Linked DNA regions of Homo sapiens: region 2 is linked to region 1. Evidence: read pairs that join two places in POLR2A ChIA-PET (ENCODE). Cell type or tissue: MCF 10A. All regions are shown on one strand. Each heading gives the region's core, and the rest is flanking DNA. Links, peaks and the distances in the headings are about the cores only.

The links. Peaks named below come from ENCODE experiments on the same cell type or tissue, not always from the same donor. Only the 100,000 strongest peaks of a DNase experiment are listed, where the experiment ranks them.
Region 2: POLR2A ChIA-PET joins it to region 1 with 5 read pairs; 5 of 35 experiments call an interaction of 5 or more read pairs at or near these places.

Annotation. Positions count from the first base shown.
Region 1 is chr2:9,653,436-9,658,811 of GRCh38, forward strand. All of the region lies in intron 3 of LOC105373418 (a long non-coding RNA gene), which reads left to right. Among named protein-coding and RNA genes, the nearest start is that of YWHAQ, 25 kb to the left of the region's middle. RefSeq lists enhancers at 1,441-1,550, 1,874-2,113, 2,744-2,843, 2,895-3,396, 3,354-3,523 and 1 more. In MCF 10A, for the core only: no CTCF peak of the experiment used is centred there; DNase peaks (open chromatin) are centred at 2,206 and 3,086.
Region 2 is chr2:9,588,570-9,593,945 of GRCh38, forward strand. It overlaps YWHAQ (tyrosine 3-monooxygenase/tryptophan 5-monooxygenase activation protein theta), which reads right to left. Exons shown (of 6, transcript NM_006826.4): 3 at 2,823-2,946. Among named protein-coding and RNA genes, the nearest start is that of ADAM17, 35 kb to the left of the region's middle. In MCF 10A, for the core only: no CTCF peak of the experiment used is centred there; no DNase peak of the experiment used is centred there.

The sequences.
Region 1 (5,376 bases), core at 302-5,301:
TTTAAGAAAGAAAAATAAACCATCCCTTTGCCATTGGACTGATTGAATGTTTGCATTTCCCTTCCAGCCTTTGTCTATTTCCATATGCATTTCATCCTCCTCCGTGGTAACACAGTGAACCTATAATTTTGTATTCTGCTTATGATGCCTTTTTAAAAAAGCATTGTTCTTTCATGGAGATTCCGTGCTTGGGGCCAATCTTTGTTGGCCCATCAGTTTTCCTCTTAGGAGCACGTGGTGGAAAAGACAATGGGAGATGCTTTCATTGCTTCTATTGGGTGTCTGTGAACTGCTTTGTTTCTACAGACTAAGGAGTTAGCGTAAGAACAGAACAGAACAGACTTTTCATACAGATTATTCGTATTGTTATCTCAATGGGGTGTTTTATTTGTATGGGAGGAAACCTCCCATATAAATCAAGTGGACACAGCATGGATGTTAGCCTGAACAACCAGGAGTTTTATTCTGAGATAGTCACTAGCTGTGTGACCTTGGGCCGCTAACCTAAATCTCTGGTCGTCAGTTTCTATCTCTGAAAGTAAGAACAACATCTATGTACTAGGACTGGGGAGAGGAGAGAATGATGTGAGATAGAGATTGCGTTGTGTGTGTGTGACTCTATAGAACTATAGTTCTCTGAATGATACTGAGATTAACCTTGGGCAAGCCTCTCTGATCCTTTGCTTATATATACGTGAAATGAGAAGATAAAGGTCCCAGTGAGACTGAATGAGATCATGAGTACGAAAGTGTCCTGTTAGTGAAAATGCACCTGGTCATCATTCCACTACATCTTCCTGTCTGTTTTCTCTTGGCCCTAGAAAGTGCTGTGGAAGCTTGGGGGTGAGTTCTGAAGTGTGTACACAACTGGAACCAGAGCAGCCACTGACTGCCTTGGGCCAGCAGCTTCTGGAGCCCAAACTTGGACCTCTGCATCCCTCCTGGGGCCCCAGCTCTAAGTACTGGGGTACGGTGCTGAATGGGGCGGGGAGGCTGTCAGCTTTCCTAGCTGCCTCTGTGTGCTGTGCTCTCTCCAGGGCCCAGTTCTCCAGGAGAAGGAGCAGGAGCAGGTATGCTGAGGACTCCATGAGAGCCAGCCTTTTGAATAGCAGCAAGTTTGTGGGGGCATCTGGGGACAGGGTCTGGGACAGCCCAGTCCAGCCCAGCCCAGGCAGGGGAGACGGCAACAGCAGCAACTCTGCTAGAAGTGACATGCAGATGTTGGCTGAAAGCCATCTACCCTCCCTCCTTCCTTTTCTTTCATCTTCCCTTTCTTTCCCACTCTCCCTCCTGTCTTCTCTACTCCACTTCTCTCCTTTCTTCCACAGTGCTATGGCTGCCTACGTGATGCCAAGCACCATGCAGTATTAGCAGCCACAGGCTGCTTACCCGGAAAACTGGACTTTTGTGCTCACAGGCTTTAAGAGAGATGGGGACAGCCTGGACTGCATGCAGAGGGAGCCACTAGGGCTGCTGGGGAGGTTCGAGACACGTCACAGGGGTTACCTGAAGGACTGAGGCTATAGCTTGGAGGAGACTCTGAAAACTGTTATCAGATATTCGAAGAACTGTCCATTGAAAGAAGAACAAAAAAAATTTTTTCCCAGCCAGGCATGGTGGCTCACAACTGTAATCCCAGAACTTTGGGAGGCTGAGGTGGGCAGATCAACTTGAGGCCAGGAGTTCGAGACCAGGCTGGCCAACATGGCGAAACCCCATCTCTACTGAAAATACAACAAATCAGCTGGGTGGGGTGGGGTGTGCCTGTAGTCCCAGCTTGGGAGGCTGAGGCCCGAGAATTGCTTGAGCCAGAGAGGCGGAGGTTGCAGTGAGCTGACAGCATGCCACTGCACTCCAGCCTGGGTGACAGAGCCAGACCCTGTCTCAAAAAAAAATTTTTTTTTCTTTTTTTCTGTGAAACCCAAAAGGAACAATTAGGTAGAGAGTTTCAGCTCTGTATCTGAGTGTCCTTTCATAATCTGAATTGTCCCAGGGTGGAAGAGGCTTCCCTGGAAGGTGAGTTCCTTGTCACCAAAGACCCTCAAGGACAGCAGGGACCACTCGGTGGCCAGAATGCTGGAGAGGGGAATTCAAACTTTTGCTGCAGTGGGAGTGCGTCAGACTCGATGACTGTCAGACTCTGGTCTTCCTTCGATCTTTGAGCTGAGAGTGGAAGAAGATGAAGTGTGACTTAGCTATTCAACCACGCCACAACCCCAAGCATCTTTAGTTTTTGTTCTGATTTTTATCTTCAGTAGCTGACTGACTGGGCATGAGTAATTCCAACTCCCCAGGCCGGGTGCACTTCACAGGCATGTTTCAGAATAAAATAGAACCTATGGCTCCAGCCCACCTTGACTGTGGTCACCAAAGATGCTTACCCTGACCCTGGGGTAAGAAATGAGCCCTTGGAGGGTCCTGGGTGTGCCCAGCCCCCACTGATGTGACTGGCAGCCCCCACCACAGTCTGCAGCCCCAGGCAGGGAAGCCTCCCCCTCCAAAGTTCTAGAGGGTTTTTAAAAATGTTTAAAGACATTTACAGCAAAACAAAATCAATTATCAAGTTTTGAGTCACCTCTCTTGCAAATAGAAACTTTTCTGTAAGAACTGCTTCTACTAGGCTGGGTGTGGTGGCTCATGCCTGTAATCCCAGCACTTTAGGAGGCTGAGGTGGGCAGATCATGAAGTCAGGAGTTCGAGACCAGCCTGGCCAACATAGTGAAATACTGTCTCTGCTAAAAATATAAAAAATTAGCTGGTCGTGGTGGCGTGCGCTTATAGTCCCATCTACTCAGGAGGCTGAGGCAGGAGAATCGCTTGAACCCGGAGGCGGAGGTTGCAGTGGGCCGAGATTGCACCATTGCACTCCAGCCTGGGTGACAGTGTGAGACTCTGTCTCCAAAAAAAAACAAAAAAAACAAAACAAAGAACAAGAAACAAAACAAAAGAACCGCTTCTACTGGGAAAGAAAACCAGAGAGAAAACCATTTATAGATTATCTCAGATTTACAAGTGAGAACCACAGGCCTGACCCCAGTTCACCTATGCCAGGGCTGAGTCTACACAGTCAACAGCCTCAGGATGCAGGGATGAGTCAGTGTGAAACAAAGACTCAACCCCCATCTAACGGAGCCCTTTCCCTGCTGTGCTCAGCCTGCACGGAATCTGCTTCTAGACAACCCAGACAGCCAGAAGCCAATGCATCTGACTGAGAGGAGTGGATAATGACTTCCCTTTTTAAAAACTTTCTTATTGGCTGCGCACGGTGGCTCACGCCTGTAATCCCAGCACTTCAGGAGGTCGAGATCGGCGGATAGACTTGAGGTCGGGAGTTTGAGACCATCCTGGCCAACATGGCGAAACCCCATCTCTGCTAAAAATACAAAAATTAGCTGCGTGTGGTGGTGCACGCCTGTAGTCCCAGCTACTTGGGGTGCTGAGGCACGAAAATCACTTGAGCCTGGGAGGCAGAGGTTGCAGTGAGCCTAGAAGACAGAGCAAGACTCCATCTCAAAACAAAAACCAAATAAACAAAACACCTTTCTTATTGAGGGGTAGCACATCTGCCACCAAGCATGCTTCTGATGGTCCCTCTAGAAGTCTCTTCCCCGGTATCTGGATTTGAGTGGGGTGACAAAAAGGCTGAACATGACTGGAGCCTATGCTATGGCTTCTGTCCCCTAAGTCCCCAGAGCTCCTCTGGTGTCTGTCCTCTCTGAAGCTTGGTTCTTCAGCTTTTCCATTAGGACTGTGAGTTCTCTCACATCCGGAGGTCGCTTCTGTTGTTTACAATCAAAGAACCTTGACAAAGAGAAAGTGCCTACTTGGTCTCCGTAGCTCCAGGGCCAGTGTGTGGCCTGACACACAGTCAAGTTCAAAAATGTTTAACTAAGTTGAACTGTGATGACTCCCCCCCTTTCAGTCTGGGGATCAGAGACAGAGTTGCCTGGGTGTCCTTGATGGAAGAAGCTCTTCCTGATCACTTTGGCTCGAACGGCACTTGCAGGAGAACCTGCTCAGTGCCCTTGGCCCCAGGCCGGGGGTACCACATGACTCTGTGCAAAGCTTTGCAGAAACTAATGGGACCCTAACCCCATCTTGAGAGCTTGCTTCCTCCTTCCTGTTAGGCATGAGCCCGATGCCAAGGCCCTGTGGAATTCTGACCTAACTTTCCCACTTCCAGCCTTCCCAAAACAAAGTTTCTACTTCTCTCCTGCCTCTCTGTTCAACCCCTAACCACCCAATTCTGCTTCTTCTAGGAGTTCTCAAAACACTAATAACAGTATTTAAGTGTATTAGCTGACTGAACGTACAGGAATGTTAAGAATCAGAAATCAAATTGGATTTTATAAAAATGAGGGTTTAGAAGGAAGGTTTTAATACAGGCGATTAAGCTGTAGGCTCCAGAATGGGGGAAGGTGTGAAGCCCCACACCTTTTCTCTCTTCTCCAGTGCAGACTCCATCCAGCACTCACTGTCAATGTTACTGCCATGGAAGTTGGTTAATCACTGCTGCGAGGTGGCCTCCAGGGGTGGTGTGGTATTGTTTCTTAACTGCACGCAAGGCTTGAGGACTTAACTCCTCTTTGTCCCTCCACCTTCTGCTCACAGAGGGTAGAGATTGTCTCACTCATCTTTGAACACGCAAAAAAGCTACTCAGTAAACGAGCAGTGGATAGATGATGCCTCCTGGAGCCTATTATTGCTTTCCTTTTTTTTCCCAAATGTAACCTTGTTTATAGACATTTCTCATAAAAGTAGAGAAAATTGCATACTACCATATTATACCTACCACCCAGCTTCAACAATGATCATCATTTTGCTATTTTTAGTTCATCTACACTCGCACCAACATTTTTTTTTTTGCTAGAGTCTTTTAAAGCAAATCTCAGTCATCATGTAATTTCATCCATCAAGATTTCAGTATAGATTTCTAATAGGAAAGGACTTCAAAAAAACAAACTCAACTACATGCCATTCTCAGACCTAACAGAATATATTTCTTTTTCTTTTTTGAGGGGGGTGGGTGGGGGGAAATGGCGTCTTGCTCTGTCGCCTAGGCTGGAGCATCACAGCTCGCTGCAACCTCGACCTCCTGGGCTTAAGCAATCCTCCCACCTCAGTCTTCTGAGTAGCTGGGACCACAGGCACATGCCACCACGCCCAGCTAATTTTTAAATTTTTTGTAGAGACAGGGTCTCCCTACGTTGTCCAAGCTGTTCTCAAACTCCTGGGCTCCAGTGATCTTCCCATCTTGGCCTCTCAAAGTGCTGAGATTACAGGCATGAGCCACTGCGCCCAGCCAATAAGTTTCTTAATATTATCCCACATGTAGGCCACATTCCGTTTTCCTCAGTTGTCTCAAAACAGTCTTTT
Region 2 (5,376 bases), core at 138-5,137, 65 kb before region 1:
AGACCAGTCTAGCCAACATGGCGAAACCCCATCTCTACTAAAAATACAAAAATTAGCCAGGCGTGATGGCGGGCATCTGTAATCCCAGCTACTCAGGAGGCTGAGGCATGAGAATCGCTTGAACCTGGGAGGCTGAGGTTGCAGTGAGCCGACATCACACCACTGCACTCCAGCTTGGGCAACAGAACGATACTCTGTGTCAAAAACAAACAAACAAAAACAATATTGTGTACTGGGTATTTAAGAACTTGTTTATGGCCAGGTGCAGTGGCTCATGCCTCTAATCCCAACACTTTGGGAAGGTGAGGCAGGGGGATCACTTGAACCTGAAGAGTTCAAGACCAGCCTGGGCAACACAGGGAGATCTTATCCCTGTCTCTACAAAAAATAATAATAATAAAAAATAGCTAGGCATGGTAGTGCGTGCCTGTAGCTCTAGCTACTTGGGAGGCTGAGGTGGGAGGACCCCTTGAGCCCAGGAGGTTGAAGCTGCAGTGAGCCAAGATCATGCTGCTGCACTCCCAACCTCAGTGACAGTTTGTCTCAAACAAACAAACAAAACAAAAAACCAGTTTAGAATGTTGCTTACATATAAACAGCTTAATGGAAAAAAAACATGAGATATTATAGTAAATCAGACTTTTTTCCATACCTAGGCTAAAACTATTTTCTTATTTTATGTCTTTTAATTCTATTACTTGGAAATGCAGCAATTAAAAATAATTTGACTGGAATAATTTACAGTGGCTCACGCCTGTAATCCTAACACTTTGGGAGGCTGAGGCAGGCAGATCACCTGAGGTTGGAGGTACAAGACCAGCCTTACCAACATGGAGAAACCCCGTCTCTACTAATAATACAAAAATTAGATGGGAGTGGTGATGCATGCCTGTAATCCCAGCTACTTGGGAGGCTAGGCACAAGCCTCACTTGAACCCGGGAGGCGGAGCTTACGGTGAGCCAAGATCGCGCCATTGCACTTCAACCTGGGCAACAAGAGCAAAACTCCATTCAAAATTAATAATAATAATAATAATTTGACTGGAATACCCTTTCCCTAAATAATGTAAACTTTACAAAGATCATCAACACCAAAATCTCTATTTTTCTGATTTGCAGAAATACTGATTCTTAGTATCAAGTGGTATTATTTGAAAGGCAATATAAAAGTTTCAATAAATAGGACAAAATCTGCTCTGACCAGAGTTTGATTACTAGCCTAATTAAAATGTTACTCCCCCTTCAAAAAATGTTCAGTATTACCAACACTAATCTGATTATACCCATGTTTTGAAAAGGGTAGTTTTCTGTATGAGGCCACTGGCCTATTACAGCTTTAGAGATACTGACGTAAGAGAATTAAGCTATCCCTTTATGACCTGAATTATGTTCATTTTCTTTCCTCTGAAATGGCACATTTATTGATCTAATCCCTGACTGGTACAGCCCACATGCAATAAGAAGTTCTTGCAGCTTGGCAAATTAGGAAGCACCAGTGTCTCAGCAATTAGGCTATAAAGACAGCCTATCTATGAATCGCAGCCTATCAGAATGTACACAGGACTACGTGTGAGACCTGAAAGTGCCAATGAGCTCCTAAGGGTTAAATCAGGTTAAAGCTACAGCTATGTCTCAATCTCCCAAATACTTCTCTTTGGCTTTCTGATACTTAAATGTACAGTTCCGTGCCCGTATCATGTCCAATTCTGCTTACCTTCATGGCAACAGAAATTACACATCAGTAACAGAATAAGTAAGTTTAGTATATAGATTTTGTTATAGCAAGGTATAACAGTTTCTCAGGTACAAGTTCTCTTTATATATTCAGTTACACTGATATTTAGGATGGCAAAACTCTCATTTTCAGATCATAGTAACTATTTGTAGGGGTATATCTTTGTAGACAGGGCAAAATTAAGAACAAAACAACAAACTTACTGGAAAAAATAAGGACTGACACTTCTAATACCTAGAACTTGATAAATCTGGTAGCAAGCACATACACTAAATTTAATGAGATCTATCTTATATTCAGCTGCCAGTATCCCAAGAGACATTCACTGCAAATAAATTCACTTCACTTTTTTATTATCAAGTTAGGCAATTCGGTCACTTTTTCTCATATCCATGTTTTCTATGATAGTCTAGGTTAAAAAAAAAAGGTATTTAATACTAAAATCTATTTTTATGACCACTACTTGATTAATCAACAGTTCCTGTATATTCAACCTTCTCAAGTAAAACCTAACCATGAGTCATTCAAACTTACTGTGAAGTTGGAGCAAGTTATACACCAGCAATAACACACTCATTTCACCTCTCCTCAGAAATCTGATTATATGTAATTAGCAGTCAATGTTATGACCCCTTAAAATAGACGATAATGAATATGACAAACAGCAAAAGCACAACAACCTGTTTCCACGTTCTGTATGTAATTTCCAGTGATCTGAAGTTTTAAGGCATAATAGAAAGGCCATGTGAAATGCAGAATCACTCATAAAGTTTACACAAAAAACTCTGGAGCTAAAAATATGGTGAACCAAAATTCTAAAAAGCATAAAAGATTAATCCTGTTTTAAATAATACCATATGAGATTACAGAGTTCACAGATGAGCTTAATTTTTTTAAAGAGCATGTGATGTAAATTTATAATCCAATTTTCATTTTTGAGAACATAAGGTAATACTAATTTTCTTGACATACATTCAATTATTAAGTCACAAAGAGCCTGAAGACTACGTATACTGTCATAGTGTCCCATTTATCCCCATTTCTTTTTTTTATATTCTACTTTTGCCCATATAACAAATAAACTTACGTTTTCGATCATCACCACACGCAACTTCAGCAAGGTACCGGAAGTAATCACCCTTCATTTTCAGATAGAAGACCTTACTCTCTGGATTAGTTGCATTGGCTATTAAATATTTATCCAACAATTCCTGAAATAAATAAGACAGAACATTAGGCACTAAACTTCTGCCTACTGTGCATTATCATTAAATGATAAAACTTCTGCCTAGCGGGCATTTCAATCATTTACTACTACAGTAATACTATACCATACCAGCCTGGACTTGAAGCATGTTCTTAGAGCAGGGGTTAGGTTGTTGCCACTAGTTGCCCTGGGAGGCTTTAAATGATGTAGCCTATAGTTTCTAATGGTAAGGCTAGATTCTAGATTACACCAAACATTGTAATTTGAAACAGCCTATCTGTTCACTCATCCATTCATTCAACATTTACTCATACCTGCTAGGTGCTATAACGGATATAGAGAAGACTTAAAATCAGGCCCCTGCCCTCAAGAAGCTCACCGTCTGTAAGTACACCAACTACATACCAAGAACTAAGAAAGATGTGAATACGGTGCTAAGGAAGCACACAGATGGAGTAGCTCTGCTGGAGATGGCCTCCAGTTAAGACAGGCTTCCCAGGGAAAGAGTATTTGAGGCATGAAGAAGGAAAAGTAGAAATGCACCAAACAGAAAACAGGGATGTGCACTCATTTTAGGGACGGGAAACAAAATGTTTAAAACATCAAGTACGAGGGAGAATAGTGCTACTCAGTGCCCTTTGCATTCAAGTATCCATCTAAAATGAGGTAAATACAGGAATCGAGAGTAAGAGGTTTAGAAACTTGCACAGCAATTTAAAAGAATAATTTTAGGTCTACGAAATCTAATTATTTTTTTAAAAAAGTTCTTGAGTATGTCTTTTGTCCCTAATTTCATACAAAGAAATTTTCACTTCTAGTACATGGTATGCTATGCCTTGGAGTATAAAAAGTCACAAAAGACAAATATGATAGAAATCTTCTTAGATTCCATTTTTCTTGATGCTAGGTCATCCATTTAAAAACCTTTTTAGGGCCGGGCGCGGTGGCTCACGGCTGTAATCCCAGCACTTTAGGATGCCAAGGCGGGCAGATAACAAGGTCAGGAGTTCGAGACCAGCCTGGCCAACATAATGAAACCCCGTCTCTACTAAAAATACAAAAAATTAGCCAAGCGTGATGGTGGGCACCTGTAATCCCAGCTACTCAGGAGGCTGAGGCAGGAGAATTGCTTGAACCTGGGAGGTGGAGGTTGCAGTGAGCCGAGATCATGCTACTGCACTGCAGCCCGGGTGACAGTGTGGACTCCATCTCAAAAAACAAAAACAAAAACAAAAAAAGCTTTTTTGTATTAAATATTACAAAGCAAAATGAAATTCTCATAAAAATGTTAAGATACTAATACCTACTTCATTGGTTTGTTTTGAGAATAAAACCAGTAACAGATGTCAAAGCCTGGAATAGTGTCACATGTTAAGTACTCAGTAAATGTTAGCTAGTATCAGCCTAGGTACACAGTTTGAAAAGCACTGCTCTAGGAAAAGTGAAACTAGTGAACGTTTTAAAGCAGGGAAGAGAGAAGATCCTTTTTACATTTTGGAAAAATAACCACAGATACGCTCAGTTAATATTATATAAAATACCATCCATGATACCAAGTTGGCAAGTCTGGAGAATTAACAAGTAAGGTTGAGTCAAATTCACATAACTGCTAAAGAAAAGGAAGGCTGTTTATAAATTTAAAAATATACAATTCTAACCAAGAACTTTCTTCTTGTTTATCTGACTAAAAGTGGTCTAACAAAATGCAATCACTGCATCCATGTCTTTTTTTTTTTTTTTTTTTTTGAGACAAAGTCTCACTCTGTTGCCCAGGCTAGAGTGCAGTGGTGATTCTCAAATGATTCTCCTGCCTCAGCCTCCCGAGCAGCTGGGACTACAGGCGCACACCACCACGCCCAGCTTACTTTTGTATTTTTAGTAGAGACAGGGTTTCACCATGTTGACCAGGCTGGTCTCAAACTCCTGACCTCAAGTGATCTGCCCACCTCGGCCTCCCAAAGTACTGGGATTACAGGCGTGAGCCACTGCGCCTGGCCCATAAGTTATTTTTAAAGAAAATAAACAGAGGCTGCGTACAACAGCTCACACCTACCATCCAAGCACTCTGGGAAGTAGAGGCAGAGGCAAGAGGATTGCCTGAGAGCCCAGGAGTTTGAGACCAGCCTGGGCAACATAATGGGACCCTGTCTCTACAAAGAATTTTAAAAAAATTAGGTGTGGTGGCATACACCTGTAATCCCAGCTACTTGGAAGGCTGAGGCAGAAGGAAGGCTTAAACCCCGGGGGTGGAGGCTGCAGTGAGCCATGATCGTGCCACTGCATTCCAGCCTGGGAGACAGAGCAAAAGAGATCCTGTCTGTCTCTAAAAGAAAAAAACCAGAAAAACATTAAAAATCCTTTAATTGAAAAAATATTTTAAATAGATTAAAAAAAATATATATATATATATATACACACACACACACACACACTT